Regions from separate parts of the Mus musculus genome. Here all the other regions are linked to region 3. The links are chromatin loops, found by intact Hi-C in ENCODE. Cell type or tissue: left cerebral cortex. All regions are shown on one strand.

The links. Peaks named below come from ENCODE experiments on the same cell type or tissue, not always from the same donor. Only the 100,000 strongest peaks of a DNase experiment are listed, where the experiment ranks them.
Region 1: a loop joins it to region 3, with 2.5 times the contacts of the local background. A loop is called at or near these places in 2 of 42 quality-filtered maps.
Region 2: a loop joins it to region 3, with 7 times the contacts of the local background. A loop is called at or near these places in 39 of 42 quality-filtered maps.
Region 4: it touches region 3 in a loop (3-fold over the local background); 23 of 42 quality-filtered maps call a loop at or near these places.
Region 5: it touches region 3 in a loop (4-fold over the local background); 24 of 42 quality-filtered maps call a loop at or near these places.

The regions. Positions count from the first base shown.
Region 1 is chr9:62,342,511-62,346,510 of GRCm38, forward strand. All of the region lies in intron 1 of Anp32a (acidic (leucine-rich) nuclear phosphoprotein 32 family, member A), which reads left to right. It overlaps Gm20346 (predicted gene, 20346), which reads right to left and starts at 2,137. Exons shown (of 2, transcript NM_001378702.1): 1 at 1,439-2,137. The coding sequence starts at 1,898. In left cerebral cortex, a CTCF peak has its summit at 2,493; DNase peaks (open chromatin) are centred at 62, 383, 756, 1,176 and 3 more places; H3K4me3 peaks cover 4,000 bases; H3K27ac peaks cover 3,745 bases.
Region 2 is chr9:62,548,156-62,552,155 of GRCm38, forward strand. No RefSeq gene overlaps it. Among named protein-coding and RNA genes, the nearest start is that of Gm39352, 8.9 kb to the left of the region's middle. In left cerebral cortex, CTCF peaks have their summits at 1,872 (motif pointing left) and 2,664 (motif pointing left); DNase peaks (open chromatin) are centred at 1,860 and 2,610; H3K27ac peaks cover 930 bases.
Region 3 is chr9:62,468,508-62,472,507 of GRCm38, forward strand. All of the region lies in intron 2 of Coro2b (coronin, actin binding protein, 2B), which reads right to left. Among named protein-coding and RNA genes, the nearest start is that of Gm40523, 55 kb to the left of the region's middle. In left cerebral cortex, a CTCF peak has its summit at 2,093 (motif pointing right); DNase peaks (open chromatin) are centred at 818 and 2,099; H3K27ac peaks cover 1,906 bases.
Region 4 is chr9:62,285,133-62,289,132 of GRCm38, forward strand. No RefSeq gene overlaps it. Among named protein-coding and RNA genes, the nearest start is that of Spesp1, 5.0 kb to the left of the region's middle. In left cerebral cortex, a CTCF peak has its summit at 2,016 (motif pointing right); DNase peaks (open chromatin) are centred at 40, 832 and 2,021; H3K27ac peaks cover 1,209 bases.
Region 5 is chr9:62,292,827-62,296,826 of GRCm38, forward strand. It overlaps the pseudogene Gm51258. Among named protein-coding and RNA genes, the nearest start is that of Spesp1, 13 kb to the left of the region's middle. In left cerebral cortex, a CTCF peak has its summit at 2,380 (motif pointing right); DNase peaks (open chromatin) are centred at 2,377 and 3,950.

The DNA.
Region 1 (4,000 bases), 130 kb before region 3:
GCCCGGAGGCTGCGTCCCGTTCTGGCCCCCGGCTCCCTCCCCAGATGCCAGCCTTGGCACCCTGACGCCTCATCGGCAGCAGACACCCCACCTTCCCGGTCCTTGCTTCTCCTGGGGTGGGCTCCCTGGCAGCCATTCGGCGCTTGGTTAATAAATGGGCACGAGAAACTTTATCAGAACCCGAGCTGCCCAGAGCTAGTGCCGCTGTGGGGACCGACCCAGTCTACATTCTTGCGGGCACGGCAGGCACGCAGCTCTGGGATGGGCAGTTCGTCTGGCCGTAGCCGTTATGGATTGGGCAGCGGCGGGAGTATGGCAGGAGGAAACTTACACCGGTGGGAACAGGGAGGCTGGGCGCGAGCCCACTGCAAGGGGAAGTGAGGGTTGGTGGGTGACTCGAAAGCTACTGTTTATTTTTGTCTCCCTCTCGCTTTCACGCACTCGTGTTGTCTGCGAGTTGACCCATTCGAGAGACCTTAGGGTCTGCGGTGGAAACCCTAGCCAACTTCCCCTCTAGGCTCGGTAGTAGGGAGCAGGAGCTCGCGGGCGGGAAAGATCTCGGGTCTAGCCTGAGGGTCTGGGGCTCGGGCGAGTTGGGGGCTCGCGTAGCACGTTGTGCTGACCTGTCGCCCCTCCAGCCACTTGACCCCTCGAATCCTGACAAAGGCAGGCCTCATTTCCTCTTTTCTCCTAATTCCTCCTTCTAAACCTGAGTAAGACTTTTGAAAACAAGCTCCTTTCTGCCGACCGCCCATCCTCACGCAGCTGTGCACTGGAGACGTGCTACAGCCTTATGGCGCGCAGGGCGGAAGGAGGGGGCACCCCTAGCACCAGGACTTGCCGCGGGGGCTGCCTGGTTCGCCCGGTGGCGTCCCGACCCAGCCAGGGTGCCCGATCCCGGGGGGTGGAAGGGACTGGGTGTGGTGCTGGGGGGAGGGGGCCGAACGCGACTTCCCGCGTACTTTCCCGGAAGACCCCTATATGTAGTTGGGGGGCTTCAGGGTCCCGGCGAGTAGGTGCGCAGCAGCGCCGGACCCGACCGAGCGGTCCACAGTACTAGCTGACCCGGAGCGAAACGGAAAGCGGGTCGAACCGGCTCTTTAAACTTCCCCGAGTGTGTGCGCTGGGGGAGGGGCGGGCGCTCTGGGCTGGGCGCGATTTCTCACGCTTCGCCCCCTCGCCGTGAGTCTGCTGCCCACTCGCCGGCCTCCGGGCTTATGGCGGGGTGGGGCGCGCGGGTGGCGGGGGAGGGGGCACTTGCTGCGCATGGGGGAGGGGAGGGCAGAAAGCTCTCGAAAGAGGGACAAAAGGGGTGGGGGAGGAGGAACTGGCTTTTTGTTGTTGTTTTGCTGGGTTTTTGCTTTTTTCAAATAAACGTTTTTGGAAAACAGATCGTTCCGGGGAACCTCCCTCCCCAGAGTCCCCCCCACGCACCCACCTTCTGCAACCTCTCTCCCAAGTCGCATCTCGGGGACTGGTGGCCGCGACGCCGCCGTACTAGGACGAGCAGCCATGTTTCCCGGGGCGCCGGAGGCCCACCCCTCCCCCACGGCGGCCGCGGACCGGGCTCCGCGGGGACCGTGGCGCCCAGCGGTGGGGGCCTGAGAGCACACAGGCACAGTCGAACCTCGGCGCGGGCCTGAGGATCTGGTCTGGAGAGGGCGCGGCGTGCCGGGGACCCTCGACCTCCTAGGATCTACAGGCCCGTCTGCTCTCGCCATTTGCACTACTAGGCCATTGGGAGACCTATCCCCAGGGTGCCCTGGCATTCTTAGGGTGCAGGGGCAGCAGTCCCCGGCTGTGTGCCGGTGGCTCGCCAGTCGGGCGCCGAGCTGCCATTTTGTCACCGTGGCTGTTGTCGCGCTTGGGGGGTGGGGGTGGTGAGAAGCTTGCGCCATCGCCCCGACGGCCGCCCTCTAGCGAGGTGGCTGCTGGAGGAGCTGGCCCCTGGGACACCCCCACCCCATTTTCGCATTCGGCCTTATAGGGGCTCCCACCCAGGGTCCAAGGATCCCGAAGCTGTAGTAGCCCCGAAAAGGTGACGGTCTATCTTATCCAGCGGCCCCCGCCCCAACTCCCTGCCCCCCCCCCCCCGTTCGGCTTTCCGCCGTGGCTCCTGCTGCGCTCGGCACGTAGTGAAAGGTGGCCTTGAAGGCGAAACGATTGCGCTGGTGTTTGCGCCTTCAGCGGAAATGATTGGGTGGTGTATGGGGGTGGGGGTGAAACTAGAGGGCGGGAGGGGCTCAGGCTCTTTAATCTGGTGGCCCTCTGTAATGCCGAGGGCGTCAGCCTTCTACCCGGGAGGGACGAGTTGTTGGATGCGCTGGGGAAACGCCCTCCGGGGCTGGGCTCTCTAGAAAGGTTGGTCGAGTTTCAGGTGGGTGTCGCAGCACTCTGCAGGCTGAGGGAGCTCTCTCGCTCTTTATCCAGTTCCTCACCCCGCGCCTCCCACCCCGCCCCCCATTTTTGTTTTGGCGGGGAAGGTAGGTAACTACATAGTAAACGCTACCTTAAACCGAAAGAGAAATAGGATTTTTCTTTAAAAAAAAAAGTAAACTGTCCTTTTGTATTGCCTTCAGACTCGGGCAGTTTGTTCCTAATGCAGGCCCCGATGTGGGACTCAAGCGTGTGCTAGGCACATCGCAGGCTGTAGGCTGGTGTCTGCATGTAGAGACTAACTTCCATGGAAGTGTCGGGCAAAGGCTGCTATCGGAGCCGGGAGTCTACTTTGACCTCTGGAATGCGTTGCATTTTTTTTTTTCCGTCCAGGTTGACTTACTGCCTAATTGGGTTCAGGAGAGTGGCCTGGCGGTTTGCTCCAATTTATGCAAGCCAAGCGGGGATTGGGGGCAGAGAACTGAATGTGGCCTTGGTATGGGGTGATCAGTTGACTCTTGTGACTGGCAGCTGCTGAGGCTTGTTTTTGATCTGAAGGTTCCATGGTGAGGCTGGCTTCTGAAGCCACACAGACCCTGGCTTGAGTTCACCAGCTACAAGGAGGTAGGATCCTGCCAACCTGTGGTCTGGGACAGATTACCTTAGTCTACATCCAACGTTTTGTACATGTGTCCTGTAAGACTGGACAGTTCTGTTTTTATCAATAAGTCACTATTGGCTTGAGTTGGCCCTTCGCAGGTGCTTGATATAGTCGCAGATACTGGGGAGTGGGGAGGAATAATTTAGGGCCCCTTGGAGGTTTAAAATAACAACTCCAGCAATAATAGCAGATGCTCACATAACTCCTTACTGTGTCTGGCATGTTGCTAAGTGGATTACAGACATCAGTTAATTTAGCCTCACAAGGGCACTATGTTAAGTACTGTTGTTATTCTTATACTAAATGCAAGGAAATTGAGTCAGAGCTCCAGATCACCGCCGGTCGGTACAGAACTGGGATTCTAACTCCGTTAGACTCAGCCTCTGTACTGCCCTGAAGCACCACGGGAAAGGACTTTTTCTCCTCCAGTTTTGGAGTGAGGCCACCTATTAGCAAGAGGGTGGGTTTGGGTTTGTTGGTGTTGAGGGCACAGAAACAAAGCATAGCTTCCTGGTGGAGCGTTAGGTGAAACAGACAAGTGGAGTGGGTAGGCATTTTAAGGGGGAGCCTGACCCTGGTTTGGAATATTCAGTATGCACTGTTAGATGTTTCCGGTAATGAGAAGACAAGCAGGAGCCATTCTTAGTGGTTATTTAGGTGTCTTATATAAGTAGTTTTTTCATTAGCCTTTCTGTAGAAAGAAAAAACAATCTCAGGATAGAATAGACAGGACCTCAGTGTTGGGATGTAGCCATGCTAGTAATACTGCCTAGAGCCACTCACCTAACCCTGCCTGAAGTTCCTTAAAGATAGCCAACCTCTCTGTTCTGTGGATGGATCACTTAGGACTCAGAGTCAGCCTCCCAAGGTAGTCTGTGGACAGGAGAGAATGCAGGTTCTGTAGTTGACCAAGGCCCATACATGACCTATATTACCAGATCATCCAGGGAACCGGTAAAATGC
Region 2 (4,000 bases), 80 kb after region 3:
AAATCAACAAATCAAACAAACCAAAAGTAAAAAGTAAAAATTCAGAAAGAGAGGGCTGGGAAGATGGCTCAGAGGGCGAAGCACTGGCCACACACATTTGAGGACCAGGGTTCCGTTTCCCAGCCCCCGTGTAAAAGCTGGATAGGAATGGTAACTGGCCTACAATCCTAATGCGCTGGAGGTGGAGGGGGGACCCCCAAAGCAGGCTAGGATAGGCAAATCCACTAGCCATACGTCCAGTGAGAGCAGGGGAGCAGTGCATCTTACTCCTTGGTCATTCTCACTACGTGTGTGCCAGTCCTGTGACTGGGTCTCAGAGAACCAGCCTTTGGGCTCCTGGGTTTTCTCTGGTGCTTTTCCTGCCTGATTTGTTTATCTCTGTTCTAGTTTGTGCCATTCCGTCCCTATTCCTCTGACTTTAGTCAGTACCTCACTTTGTAGTAGCTTAGGGTTGCAGAGAGAGAGGCTGCGGATGCAGGCCCGGATGGCCGTGAGTGCCTCTCTCTCTGAGGACAGGGCCTGCTGGATCCTGCAAGTCTTACTATTCTATGCTTTTGTTTTGTTTCCAGAATTTTACTCCCTCCCCCGCCCCATTTCACTAGTGATTTTTTTTCATTAACACATCGGTTATGTAAGAACGCATTGTTTAAATTTCCATATATTTGTGAATTCTCCTGTTTTTTCTTATGTTGTTTTTTTGTTCTAGTTCATTGTGGTAAAAAAGACATGTGCTTTTGGATGGTTTCAATTGTTAAAATGTCCCGAGCTTTGTCTTGCTGCCTAGCACACGGCCTGCGCTGGAGACTGCCTGTGTGTGCATGGGGAGGAGCTGGACTTCTGGTTTATCGTCTGTTTGCTGTTGCCGTAACAGAATACTACAGACTGGGTAGTTTATGAACAGAAAAGGTTTATCTGGCTCAGAAATTGGAGCACTGAGAAGTTCAGAGCCTGGTGGTATCTGGTGAGGGCCATACCAGTCACAAAGCACTGCAGGACATCACCCAGTGAGAGGACCTTCATGTCCTAATTCAGAGCTCCGTTCCTTTTTTTATATAGCCACGTCCATTCAACCGTCGGACAAATGCTCCCTCTGGCTATAGGACTCCATTAACTTTATCTTCCCCCAAAGGTCCCACCTCCACGAGTTACAGTCAAATTGGTTTCTCTCCTCTTAATTTATTAATTAATTAATACCTCACAATGGAGATAAAATTTCGTTGATGGAACGCTTACCACGAGTTGAGTTGCTGTTGAGTGAGTGCTGTTTAGACCTCTGTCTCTGTACTGACCTTCCATTTAGCTGGTCCATGTGCTATTGATGATGAGACATCACTATTCTTAACTATTGTAGATATGTCTTGGGTTTTTGTCAATATTTACCTATATTGGGGGGGGGGTCCGCTGTCCTGCATTTATACGGTCATTAAATCTTCTGATAGATTGACCTTTTATCAAGATAGAGCAGTCTCTCTTGTCTCTGTAATAATTTTAAATTTAATGCCATTTACAAATATCGGTTATTATTTGTGAGGAATACTTTTATTTATCTTTTTATTGTATCCTTCTTGTGTCTGTAGCAGGCTTCAGTGTACACTTACCAGGTAATCAAATAAAAACACGGGCTGTTTCGTTATATTTGAATTTCAAAGACGGGAACAGTGAGCAATTGTTTTAGTGCAAGAACTTTCCATACAACAGGTGTGGTTCAGTTATGTTAGAATTTTTACAGTCTAACTTCTCTGTCTCAACATCTCAGTTGATTCCCCCGCTTCCAGATCTACAGTCCTTGAAGCTGTGCTAGCCTAGCTCTTGTGCTGGTGACCGGTGCCGCCAAATCCAGAAGAATGTGGCCGGTGCGCCCTCTGGTGGACATATCTTGGAACTACAACTCCAGAGTCGGAAAGCCTTGTGCAGAGCACGGATTGATGTCCCACTATTGCTGTTTTCCATGAGAACCTGAAAGGTCCCTGCAGATACTGCAAACCGAGGGAAAGAACCAGACAGAAGGGCTTAGGAGCATCTCCCCACATGCAGACCTTGCATCTTCACACATGAGCATGCGGGGATTTGGCAGGCCAGTAGCTGGTCTTGAATCCGCTGGCGCTCTCCAAATTACCCATACACTGCTGGGGTCTCTGAAGATTCTGTAAGAAAGCTCTAGAATTTTCAAAGCAAAAAACTTCAAGGTTTCTAATTCTGGAACCAGGCTGTGGCTCTTCCTGCAACTGGGCAAATCTGCTGCAAGGATATTTTTTTCCCCTGAAGCAGGCACTCTGTACAAAGCCCGCTCAGTCGGTGTTTATCTAACAAAACTGAAGATGACAGACAGGGTAGGGAAGAAGAGTACATTACTAAGTGGCAGAAGGGGCCATGTCCCCATGGGTCACCTCAGCAACAGAGGCTTGGGGGAATGAGAGCTGCCTCTTCTAGTATTCTGATGGCTTTATAATAAACAGGCAGGTTTCCCTCAGCTGAGCCCACTCCTTCTCTAGGTCCCTCTGGTTGCTCATGTGGGAAATCCACCTGCCTCCAGAGCCTTCTCTGGCCCCGTAGAGGTGGGAGCTGCAGAAGATGGGGTACCAGCTGTCCTCCACCAACACCTTTATTGCTCAGTGGGCAGGTTGGATCGTGACACTCTCACCCCGCCCCCTGCAGGCCAGGGGAGGAGATCGCAGGCCTGAAGTCACCAGGAGTGAGTCACCTGATGGAGTCTGCCCTGTGTCTGCGTGCCAGGTCCTGGGCAGAGCTGACATTCTGTTTGGTGGGTAGCTTCCTTCCCCACAGTGCTCGAAGGTTGTTCTGATAGCAGAGGAGGGCGCAGGGCTGGCCGCAGGCCTTTCTGTCACTGACAGGGACTGAGGCCGGAGAATCAGGCAGATGGCCGAGGGTGATTGGTCTGTGCTGTGGAGCTGAAGCCAATGCGGGCAGCAGAGCTCCTTTGGCACAGGCACACAGTTCTGCCCTGGTACCCACAACAGTGTCACTGGACCTTCTGGAGACAGGGTCTTTGGAGATGGTGTCGTTGGTTGGCCTTAGGCCTGGGGAGAGAGTGGACGCCCTTGCAGAGGAAGGGAGGGCCAGCTGAGCCTGCTCTAGACTGGATGGTGTAGAAAACGCTGCCCACTGTTCAGATCCTCTGCCCGCCAGTGGGGTGGGCCTGGGAGTCTCCATTGGACACTCAACTCTTGTCACTGGGGTGTGGGGTGTGGCAGTTTGGAGTCAGGCCTGGCTTTCGGTCCCAGCCCTGCCGTTTACTGGCTGGCATCTGATTTCAACAAGGATATTTTGGTTAACCAAATTTGTTTTCTATAGGTTGAAAGTTTGTCTGCTTATCGTAGAAAATGTGGTAAAATTCGGAAAAACCACAAAGGAACAAAACAAAAACAAACAAACAAACAAAAAAGACAAAAACACCAAAGCCTGGAAATGAGAGCGAGTTGAGGTTTCCTTCTACAACTTGTTTTTTAAGGTTTTTTGGTAAGGTTTTATTGTTCATTTCTTGGGGGTGTGGATCCTGCAAGAACTCACATCTTGGAGGTCAGAGGTCAACTCCTTGCATTCTGTGGTTTCCATCCCAGACGCCTCCCCAGGCTTGGCTGAAAGCGCCTGTCTGGTGAACCAACTGGACAGTGGCTTTGTTACAGTTGTCAGGGTTGAAATCAATACTGTGTGATATAAGGATGCAACATTGTAGATGCATCCTCCACTCACTACAGGTTTTTGTTTTTTTCCAAATCTCTCTTGTTTGTTAAGACAAGATGGCAGGCCATCTTCAAAGTCACCGTTTAAGCAAGGATGACCCTGAACAGAGCTATGCACCACCATGCCCACCTCAGACTCTTCTTTTTGGGGGTTCATAATATTCTTTTCTCTAAGCAGCTATAATAACCCTCAATGTTGCCCTGTTGTTAAATAAGTTGTTTCAGTTTTGGCAACTACAAACACTGCCCCATGTTCATCTCTGCACATAGATATTCTGTTCTGTTCTGTTCTGTTTTTT
Region 3 (4,000 bases):
ATATATATATATATATATATATATATATATATATATATGCACTTTTTTTGGTGTGTGTTGTGAATGAAGGTACCCATAGAAGTCAAAAGAAGGCATCTGATGCCTTGAAGTTGGAGAGCTGGAGTCACAGGCAACCGTGAGCCGTCTGATGTGCTGGAGAGCACTGTGAAGTCCTGAGCCTTCTTTCTACCTCCCCCCCCCCTTTGCTGTTTTACACAGGACTTGCCCAAGGTCACAGGAGAGAGGCAGAGTTCAAAGTCAAGGTGCTTGGAGAACATAACTTCATTACCCCACCAGCCATCTTGCATGTAAGGTTTGCAAACAAGCTTACACACCTTATTTGGTCTAATCATCCCCTTGAGGGAGGTGTCATCTCCCTAACTTTAGGGATAGAAGAACTGAGGCTCCAAAGGGTGAGGGGATCTGCTCAAGGTCACATTGTAAGGAAATGGTGGAGCTAAGACTAGAACCTGGGACTTCACTTCCTCCAAGTCCCCAGGTCCTTCCAGATCCCTGGAAACTCTGCTCTGTCGGGAAGGAGCTCGTGGAAGTGATGGAGGTCTAGTGGCCTCCCCATGGAAGGGTGAAGGGCACAGAGGTCCAAGACTGGCTGATAGAATCTAGAAACAGTGACAGAAGAAGGATTCGGAAGATGCTGCAGGGGGGGAGGGATACACATTCCCCAGGCCCTGCTAGACCAGCAGCGTCCTGCCAGGATGCCTGCCTTCTCCACATTATCTTCTGCTCTATTTCCCAATTACAGCACGGCTCAGAGAACTAAGAGCAATACAGCATTTCAGCCTGGGGCAGACTAGATCGAATGGGAGGGGCAGGTTCGCCTCCACGCCTAACCTTGTAAAAAGGACTCTAGTCAGCTGATGCCAGAAACCCGAGCACCGGGACCTATTCTTTAAGCTCTCTGCCCTGCTGCTAAGGCAGGCACAATGGGAGGCGCGAGCTTGAGAGGCGGTGTATGCGTGCCACAGTGCGTGTGTGGAGGTTGGAGGTCTCCACCTTCCATGTTGTTTGAGGCAGGGACTCCCCTTTTGTTTGTTGTTTTAGACAAGGTCTTGCTATGTATATTGGTTTCTATTGCTGTGGGAAAACCACTATGACCAAGGCAACTTATAAAAGAGAGCAACTTAAATGGGCTTTCAGCTTTAGAAGGTTAGCATTCATGATGGTGGAGCCAAGGCATGGCACCAGGGACAGCTGAGAGCTCACTGTCTCCTCAAAGCAGGAGGCAGAGAGAACTGGAAGTGGCAAAAGCCGAGAGTCTTTTAAAGCCTCAAAGCCTGTCCTCAGCGGCATACTTCCTCTAGCAAGCCCATGTCTCCTAAGCCTCCCCAGACAGCCACCAACTGGAGATCAAATAATTTAAATGCTCAAGACTTGCTCTGGCTATCTCATTCAAACCACCACAGGACGTCTTGGCGCTCGTCTCGGCGCTCGCAGAGACGCACTTGCTTGGAGAGCATGTGCCACAACACCCAGTGCCTTTTTGTTTGCTATAAGATTTATTTTTTACTCGGGTGCCTGTGGAGGCCAGAAAAGTGTGTCAGATGCCCTGAAGTTGGAGACATAGTGGTTGCAAGTGTTGGGAACCAAACGCAGTTGCTTTGCAAAAGCAGCACATATTCTTAACCGCTGGGCTATCTCTCCATTTTAACCACCAAGGCATCTCTCCAGCCCCTTCTTGTTCTTCAGTGTGAAATCGAGGCTAGCCCACCTGCAGGCTTCCAGGGATTCTCCTGCCTGCTGTAGGGGTACTAGCATTACAGACCACGCTTTCACCTCTAGTCTTACACAGATGCCGAGGTAGCAAACTCGGGTCCTCATAGTAGTACAGCAAGCTCTTTACCTCCCACGCTATCTTCCTAGCCCCTCTCTCCCAGGCTGGCCTTGAACATGAGATCCTCCTGCCTCTGCCTCTTAAGTGCTCTTATTACTTCCCAGGTGGGTGCTAGCAGAACTGACAGTCTGTAGCACCTGGTCACAGGAGGGGCAGGGCAGTCCCCTGATTGACAGAGGGCACACACTCAGGGGAGGTCACCATTGCAACAAGGAGCCTGTGCTACCCCAATTTCACCAGCAGAGGGGGATGGCTGCACTGCTCTAAGTTGCAGACAGGCTGCAGCCCAGCCCTTTCCAAGACAGGTGCTCAAAAGACAACTTTCAGGAGTAGGTTTTTCCTTCTACCGTGTGAGTCTCACTAATTGAATGCAGGTTGTCAGGCTTGGTGCAGGCTTCTTTCCCTGCTGAGCCATCTTGGTGGCTCTTAAAAAAAAAAAAAAAAGAATCGTCATTACCTGGAAACTGTCAGGGGGTTCTCTGTTAAGCCCAAACCTGCTCTTGGAGTGATCTCTCTCCAGTAAATTCAAATTTCTTTCTTTTTCAAGCCCAGAGGCACACGTCACAGCTCACGCAGAGGCAGCCCTCACAGACTGCTCTTCAGGAAACTGGGGTCCAGGGTCAGGACAGTCACAGGAATGGATTCACCTTGATGGTTCCCTGGTGTGGCCCCGTCTGAGTTTACGTAAAGTACGCATTTCTCTCAGAGAGAAGAGTGGCTCGACACCTCTCCTTCTCAGGCTATCTACCACACTCCTGCCCGATACCTATTTTCTGATCTGCCCGGGCCAGAGTGGGCACAGGTGCCTCCCACTAGGAAGCCTGCATCTGCAGGGAAGCAAAGAGGCCCCCGTAAGTTTAAAGGTTAAGGTTCGTGCGGTGTAGCTTAGTTGGCAAGCGTACAGGCCTAGCATTCACGAAGCCCTGGGCTTAACTCCGAGATCCAAGTAGAATGGATGTGGTGGTGTAGTGTATGCCCATTCCCACTCTACGGAGGTAGAGGCGAGAGGATCAGAAGTTCCAGGTAATCCTTGGCTGTATAGGGATTCAAAGCCAGCATGGACTACCGGAGACCCAGTCACAGCAACAGCAAAACCCCATGCAGCTATGACCCGAGAGACAAAGGCCTTGAGCTACTTCGCCTCAGTTGAGGGTCCACGGAGGAACTAACTGTCCTACTCAAAATCCGAGAGTCGGATTATCATATTGTTTTCCCCGCTTAGCTCAAGTAAGATGCCAACTTGAACTTGAAAGTCTCGAGTGGCTTCTTATGGCTCACAGAAGAAAATTCAAAGGCTTAGCGGATCTCTTAGCCGCTGCCTGCCTTACGTACGTACTGCGCATGCTCCCCCTTTGGGGCTCCGCCTCTATGGGCCTGTCTCTCTTGCCAAGACATTCTCATACTGCTGCAAGACTGGCACCTTTGTGTGGCAAGCTTCTGGAAGCCTCCCTGACCCACTCACCTCATAACCCTTCCCCTCTTCCCGCAGTGGCTACGGTTGGAAATAGTCATAGCAGATGTTTTCATTCTTGTTTGTCTCTTGCCTGGCTTGCCAAGGTCCAGAAGGTTCTCTGCTCTCTTGGACTTCCCTGGCCTCTCCCCACTGGCAGGCCTGTGTCTGCAGATGGACGTTTGGAGTGACAGATGGTGCAGGCCAGCTCTCAGATGGGGGCTCACTGAGTGTCAGGTACTATGCTAGCTAGCTGGCTCAAATCACCTGCTCTATTCTGGCCTTCTCACTTTCTGAGTGGGTGACTTAGGGTCAGCGGTCCAAGCAAGTTCTCTGTGCCTCAGTTTTCTCACCTGTAAAATAGGGTTGTGGTGACTATCTGGTGAGAACTAACCAGATTCCAACAGCCCCTGGACCCATGAGAATCCTCAACGGGTGCATGGTGATCACCCCCAAACCCCTGGGAGGTAGGATTTATTGGCTTCTGGTTTGTAAATAAGAAGACAAACTAGCCACACATGGTGGCTCATGTCTGTAATCCTGGCATTCTGGAGGCAGAGGCAGAGTCTGAGCAAGCTTGAGGTCAGGCAGGGCTACATAGTAAGCCCCAGTTTCAAACAGGCAGAAGAGAGACAGGATTAGAGAGAAGGCTCAGTCAGTAAAGTGCTTGCTTCCCAAGCATAGTGACCCAAGTTCGA
Region 4 (4,000 bases), 180 kb before region 3:
CTGATCCTCTGTATACATGTAGAAAGCCAGGTGTCACCACCTGGTGTCAGTAACTATAACCCCAGAAGTGGGGAAGTGGGGACAGGAGGATCCCTGGAGCTTGCTAGCCAGCCAGTCTAGACAAACCAGACAGCTCGGTGAGCAACCCTGTCTCAGTAAGTAAGGTGGAGACTGACACGTGGTCTCCATGTGCAGGAGCACACATGTATTCAAATGCACACATGCACACACACTTACGGGCACACACATATGAAAATAGAAGATACACATAGGCGTGGAGTGTGCTAAAACATTCTATTTTGGTTTTCAGTGAGCCAGGAAAGGTTCTATCTACTCTCTTCTGCTGTCTCAGCCTAAGATTTTCCGTAGACACCATCTTTAGATGGACATAGCTCATCCAAAGTTTGTATGTATTGCACTTATTCCTTCTCTCAGTCCAGTAGATTGGGGTAAATCTGGTTAGCCAGACACACACGTGTCTCTCTAGACGAAGATGCACACTCAGGAAGTCCTTCATCACACACTGCCCAGTGACCACCCCGTGTTCTCCGGGCTATAAGTGAGCTGAGAAGGTCACACTGGAGCCTTTGCCTACTCAGTAGCAATGCATCTTTCACACCCTTACATCAAATGTCACTTCCACCCCTTGCTTGGTCCGGTGCTTGGAAAGATAAGTCAATCTTAGTACTTACAGAATGAATGCATCTGTGGCTCAGGAGTTAAGAGCACTTCCTGTTCTTCCTGAGGCCCTGGCACCCACATCGGGAGGCTCACAATCAGCTGTAACTCCAGCTCCAGGTGATCTGTGAGCTCTGCAAACACCCACAGAGCATGTACACATACCCACACACACACACATAAGTGAAAATAAAAATAAACCCTTTTTTAAAAATGAATGTGCACATGATTGAGTGAGCTCCCTCTCCCTCCCTCACCTTCTTGTATGTGTGCAGCACACCTGTGAGTGTGAGTGTGAGTGTGAGTGTGAGGTTCACCATCTGGAGGCCACAGCAGGAGACCTAGCTTGCTTTCTGTTACTGTGATAAAACATTGGCTGAAAGCAACTTGGAGAGGAAAGGGTTTATTTGGCTTTCAAATTACCACCCATTCTTGAAAAAAGATATAGCAAGAACTCAGGCCAGGAACTGAAACAGAAGCCATGGGGAAAGGCTGCTCACTGTCTTGCTCATCGTGGCTTAGCCTGCTTTCTTATACAACCCAGGACCATCTACCATGAGATAGCACCACCCATAATAGGCTGCCCCAAGAAGCTGTCCCATAGAGATGCCCACAGAAAATCTGATAGAGACAGTTCTTCATTTGAGATTCCCTCTTTCCAGTGGACCCAAGTTTATGTCAAGCTGACCAAAACTAACCAGAATAGCATATCTTCCTCTATCATTCTCTGCTGAATTGCTTTTGAGACCGAGTCTCTCACTAAACTGGAAGCTCATTGGTCTAGCCTGGCTCTTCCTCCCAGTTCTGAAGGTACAGCCATATGCAGCCATGCCTGGATTTTTTTTCTTTTTTTTTTTTTTTAAGATTTATTTATTTTAATTATATGTGAGTACACTGTAGCTGTCTTCAGACACTCTAGAAAAGGATGTCAGATTGCATTACAGGTGGTTGTTAGCCACCATGTGGCTGCTGGGAATTGAACTCAGGACCTTTGGAAGAGCAGTGAGTGCTCTAACCACTGAGCCATCTCTCCAGCCCATGCCTGGCTTTTTATGTGAGCTGGGGTTTCAAACTCAGGCCCTCATGCTTGAAGAGTGTTTTATCCATGGAGCCATCCATGTCTCCATTCATCCTTCCATCCATCCACTCAACCACCCTAATAATACTTTTAAAGACACTCTCTCTAAGATATATGTAATGTCTAGTGTCTCATCCCTATAACTTCATAGAAAGCTGAGGCAGAAAAATTTGCTTGAGGGATGAGTTCAGCCTGAGAGGAAGACAAAAGATGCTCTCTAGGACAATCACAGGTTCTGGCAGAGAAGTAATTTCACCACATGAGGGCAGCAGAGCCTCACTAATGAGTGGACGGGAGTTGCCTGCTAACTTCTGAGCACCTGCTGCTGAGAATCTAGAAACTGGCCTTTAATTTTGCTACACTGTAGCAATAAATGCTTTGCTATTTATTGTGCATTTAGTTTTCATGCTTCCCATTCTAAATACAACAAATATCACACAGCAATATTTTAAACAATTCAATAAGAATAATTTAACAGGTCTCTGCATGTTGAAAGTATTTTCCCCGCTGTAGGCTGGTTTGAGGAATGCTGTCCTTGTCTCCGGTTCCAGTGCAGCCGCTCTGCACACAGGCCAGGACTGAAATCAGCTTACAAAACCACACCCATCTTGGGGCACAATAGAGTGCTAGGCTGCCTCTGGAAAATGCCCTGTTTTGCCAGGTTCTGACACCTAGTTAGGCAAATGGGGGTTTTGTTTTCTTCCTTTACTTACTATAGAGGACTTGAAATTGTCTCTGTGGAACATTTTTGTTTGCTTTAAAGAGATTCATTTAATGTTATGTGTATAGCTACTTTGCCTGCGTGTATTTGTATGTCAGAAAAGGGCAGAGGAAGGCACTGGATCCTCTAGAACCGAAGTTGCAGATGATGGCAAGCCTGCTGGGAACTGAGCTTGAATCCTCTCCTTTGTAAGGTCAGCCAGTGCTTTTCACCACTGAGCCAGCTCCCCAGATGTCAAGCACTGAGCCAACTCTCCAGCCTTAACCGAGCTAGTTCTCTGGCCCCGTGGAATGATTTTAATAAACTGTAAAGAGGATGGGTGTAGCTGAAAGGAGTTGCAAGCATGTGGTCCTTGGCATACTTTTAGCTCCATCCAGGAAGACTCTGACATTGTGGCTGTTAGTGTCAGACCTCATGACAGTCTAAGGGTGAAGCTGGTGACCCAAAGATGTGTTGTAAGTCTCCACGAAGCTCCCCACCTGGATGAATTTCAAAGGAGTCCTCAACACAAGTTCAGTTAGAAACTCATTTAACTTCTGAAGAATAAAATACACACAGATAAGACCTCTTTCTCTCTCTGGTGTGTGTGTTGGTGTGTGTGTTTTGCTGCCCCACAGGCTTTTTTGTATGCCTGACTAAGTTCAAGCTCTATAAGTATGAAGTGTTAAAGATTATATGGAATTTTCTGGCAGGTGCCACCAAATCAAATGGAAGATAATTTTATATAAAACAGGGTTTCAGAGCTGTGAGGATGACTCAGTCAGCAAAGTGCTTACAGCTCAGGCATAAGGACATGAGTCCAGTCCCCAGCAGCCACATGAGCATGGTATTGTGCATTTGTCACCTCAGCACTGGGGAGGTGAGAACAGGTAGCTCTCTGGGCAGCCAGCTTAGCCTAGCCATCAAGGTCCGGGTCTCAATGAGAGTGCCTGTCTTAAAAAGAGAGGTGCATGGCTCCTGGGGAATAACAGCTGAGACTGACCTTGTTTTTCACACACATGTGCACCTACACACACACACAAACACACACACACACACACACACACAGAGGAATACAAACACACACACATATGCACCTACACACACACAGAATGACTTTCAGTGGGGCTGTAAGTGTGGTGCTGTTGGTGGAGGGAATCAGTTCAGCTAGTTAAGTCCTTATGAACTCTAGTTACTCATCAGCTCCTATCTCCACCAGTAGTTGCACCTTGACATGTGCTAATATAAGATTTTTTTGGCCTTTGAATTGGCCAGAATAGACTCATTGCTAGACACATTAGAGAAACGGGAGTTTATCATATACAGAACAAACAGCTAATCAGGCCATTTACTCACAACTCCAGTAACCACGTATAAACTCTTTACCAGCTTGAAACATCAGTAATTGAGAAAGGTATAAAAACAAAAAAACAAAAAAACAAAAAAACAAAAAAAAACCAAACAGGGCTGGTGAGATGGCTCAGTGGGTAAGAGCACCCGACTGCTCTTCTGAAGGTCTGAAGTTCAAATCCCAGCAACCACAT
Region 5 (4,000 bases), 180 kb before region 3:
CAAACTTCCCCGTGAACTTGCTCAGGAAGACAGAAGAATCGCTATACATTATCACTAATTATCCACCTCTGCCCATCTGTGCGATAAGAAACAAAACAACACCAGGTCAAGAGTGGGTGCTACTCTTGCAGAGGACCCACGTTCAGAGGACTTGAGTCTGGTAACTTTAGCTCCAGGGGATCTAATGACCTTTTCTGGGGACACGGACACACACACACACACACACACACACACACACACACACTAAAATGTAAAAGGATCTTTTAAAATATTGTGTGTGTGCATGGTGGAAGGAGAAGGCCAGGGGTTGACATCAGATATCTTCCTCAGTTGCTCTCCATCTTATCTCTTTGAGACAGGGTCTCTCACTGAACTCACTGATTGTCCAAACTGGTTGGCCAGCAAGTTCCAGGATTCCACCGGTCTCCTCTTCCCCAGCACGGCGGTCACAGGTGCACACCGCCATGCCTGGCTTTTTACATCAGTGCTGGACTCTGAAACCCAGGCTGTCGGTGATCTCACAGGAAGCATCTTTACTGGCAGAGCCACCTCCCTAGCTCCCAGACACACACCTTTTTGCTCATTATGGTATTCCATGGTTTGTCCGTGCCTCTCCTGGCCTCCCTCCCTGGCCTCCCTCACATTTTACTGTCCTTAGAGTCCACACTTTACTATTTTCATGATTTTTTTTATGCTATCCCAGTGTACTTAGCAGTGTAATGTCGTCAGCAATTCAGGGATTTCCAAGTTCTCTCTGGCAGGACACAAGTGTCCCATCAGAACAGCTTGCCTCCAGCTCCATGGTCCTCTTCTCCTAAGGCAACAGGGACTGGAGTAATTAGTCAGCTGTTATAGAATACCAGCCCAGTCTTAGCGAACACAACTCACTCGGTACTCATTTTAAAGCTGAACTCTGAGATGGGTCAATGGCTTAGCCAGTAAGGTGCTTGGCACGGAGCCTGAGGACCTGAGTTCAGTCCCTGGAACCCACATGGTGGGAGGAGAGAGCTGACTTTCACGAATTGCCTCCCCTATGACCTCCATATACACAGATGACAGACAGATAGATGATAGATGTTAATGCTTTTAAAAAATGAACTCCTGGGCTGGTGAGATGGCTCAGCAGTTAAGAGCACTGACTGCTCTTACAAAGGTCCTGAGTTCAAATCCCAGCAACCACATGGTGGCTCACAGCCATCCCTAATGAGATCTGACGCCCTCTTCTGGTGTGTCTAAAGACAGCTACAGTGTACTTACATATAATAATAAACAAATCTTTTTTAAAAAAAGTGAACTCCTCCAAATATGTTTATTTAACATCCATAATTCACCTGAGGATGGGGACACAGGGGACTGGGTCTTCTTGTCACCTCCTCTCCCAGCGCTTGGTATTTGTGATATTTGTGAAGAGAGTCTAGTAAAGAGGATCCATTCATTCGTAATTATTTTTGAAGACAGGATTGCATGTAATCGTGGAAGTTCTCTAACTCACACAGAGCCTGTGTGCCCTTGACCTCCTGACCCTCCTGTCTGCACTTCCCAGGTCACAGCCTGTGCTATCACACCCAGCAAATCCTGAAAGAACTCCCTTCAACTGTGCCTTTCAGCCTTAGCTGCCCACTAAAACGGGCTCTGTAGCTCCTTTTTCTTGTCTCCTTTTATTCTTCCCATCTCTTTTCTTTTCTTTCTTTTTTTTTAAGAAAAACTCCACTCATTGATCTTCAAACCCAACACAAAACTCTATGTACACGTTTTACAGGCCCTTTGACCTCGCAGCCAGCGCTGTATTCGCTGAAGTCGGCTTGCTTCTGTCTTGTTGGGCTCCAATTCTGCTTTCTGAGACGCTAAGAGGACTTCGAATGCTCTCTTCCTCTGTGGTCTCTCAGCAACAGTGAACATCATCGGATGTAAGGGGGGAAAAGCCAGAAAGACCCCGAAGATTCTCCATAGGCTCAGACAGGTGAGTCCCACAGCCAATCCAATGCCAGATCCGGTCCAGGGTGAGGGTATGAAGTTTTTCTCCGTTGTTGTTGGGCAGTGGATCTTAGGAGGCCAACTGCTCCCCGAAACGGCCATCCCCGGGACACCTGTTGTGAACAGCCGCAATGCGGTAAAAAGGCCAGTTGGTACAGCCACCCAAAGCAAGGCATATGGTTTGGGTGGCCTCCATGGTAAGTTTTGCAGAAAAAGGTTGTGAGGTGGACCATGGTGTTTCCGCGAGGGGCTCTTCGGCTGTGTTTTCTTTTTCTTAAACAATGCTAACAGACATGCTGTGTTGTGTCTTCCCCTGTCCTAGTCCCTCTGAGAGATTCTGGTGCCCTCAGAGTCTAAGGCTGCAGACTGATTTTTCAAGGCAGGCTTACCACAGCCCACTAGGGGGCACCAAACAACACAAACAGGTCAGGAAGATGCTCAAGTCCACGTACAGATAGATTTTCAGTCATTCGTTCCTATCTTCAGGGACAGTTTTCTGTTTTTCTTCCATGTGTTTTATTTGAAGGACTTGCACGTGCATAGCTACTGCCTCAGAGATCATGGTGACTCTGAGTAGGAAATGAAGAGCAGTCTGCATCCTCTAACAGGGATCAGCTTCTGTCTGGAGCATCTGGAAAGCACATCTCTGCTGACTTCAGTTAAAGCTCACCGTTTGTAGTCAGGCTGAGGATGGGGTTTTTTGTCTTTTGGTTGGTTGGTTGTTTTAGTTGGTTTGGGAGGGTTGTTTTTGGTTTGGTTTTCTTTTTTTTTTTTTTTTTTTTTTTTTTTTTGAGTCAGGATCTTGGCTGACCTAGAACTCATTTTGAAGGTCAGGTTAGCCTCATAGAATACTGCCAGCCTCTGCTATAATTGCTGGAACTAAAGGTGTAGGGCACCTCCAGTAGACTGTACATGAGTTTTTAATCCCTCCTGATTGAAAGATGCTGAGACCGGTTGTTCTGCTTGGACTTGAGGAAGGCTCAGCTAGGAGGGAACAAAGCAGGCAGGGCCATCTCCGCTGTCTTAGGGCAGGGGATACGGGAGACTGTGACTACCTTTCTGCTCAACTATTCCTAGATAATGCTCATCCTCGGCCCAACCTCCAAGGTTTAAAATGCAAGGGAGGTCACCACTCAGTTGTCACCTGTGAAGTAGATCTGTTTTCAAGGACATGGGTCAACTTTAGTAGTCCACTTTACTGGCCTAAGGAAGGTGCAAGAAGGTGCAAGCTTTTGCTAAGCCGTCTGCCCTCACATTCTCATGATTTTCCTCTTTAGTAACAAGGCAGGCTGAACTTAACAGGGTGTCATCCGTGCATAGTGAGGGTAAGACAGGGCTTTAGTTTGAAGCCAGTAAAGGCTGCATAGGAAATTCTAAGCCAGGCCACGAGACATAGAAGGAGCCAATCACAAAAAAAAAAAAAAAAAAAAAAAAAAACCAAAACAAAACAAAAAAACAAAAGCAAAAACCAACAACAACAACAAAAAAAAAAAAACAAAAAACAAAACCAAAGCCTAGCAAATCAATTTCACAGAATCCAATAGAAATCACAGAAGCCTTCAGAAATAAAGACCCAAAAATTTAGGGGAAAGTCCCTCTTCATTTAGGTTCAGCAAGGTAACTCTGGAAATGTGATCAGACAACGGGGCCAGAGTGACACTCATACAGGGACCCAGCCTGTCTGTTCAGATCGGCTCTGCCTGGGGTTGGGGCAGGGTTGTCTGGAATGAGGATCCTCGAAGGAGAAGGAATGGGTTTTACGGCTTGGTTTGCAGTTCCTGTAACTTCTTGTTTCTGCCATCCACTTTTAGCAGGAGGATGGGAGACAGTCAGAGCAGCCTTTACTTGGAGCTGTGTCTGAGGCTTTCCAATGGCTTTAGTTCGAAGTACTCAGCACCCATAAACACCATGCTTTGGGATATTGTGATCCAGAGCCCAAAGCTATCACCCAGTGAAACAGCTATCACCTAGCAACAAACAGATGGGGGAGCTGGAATTCAGACGAGTCTAGCTATTGGTCTTGATG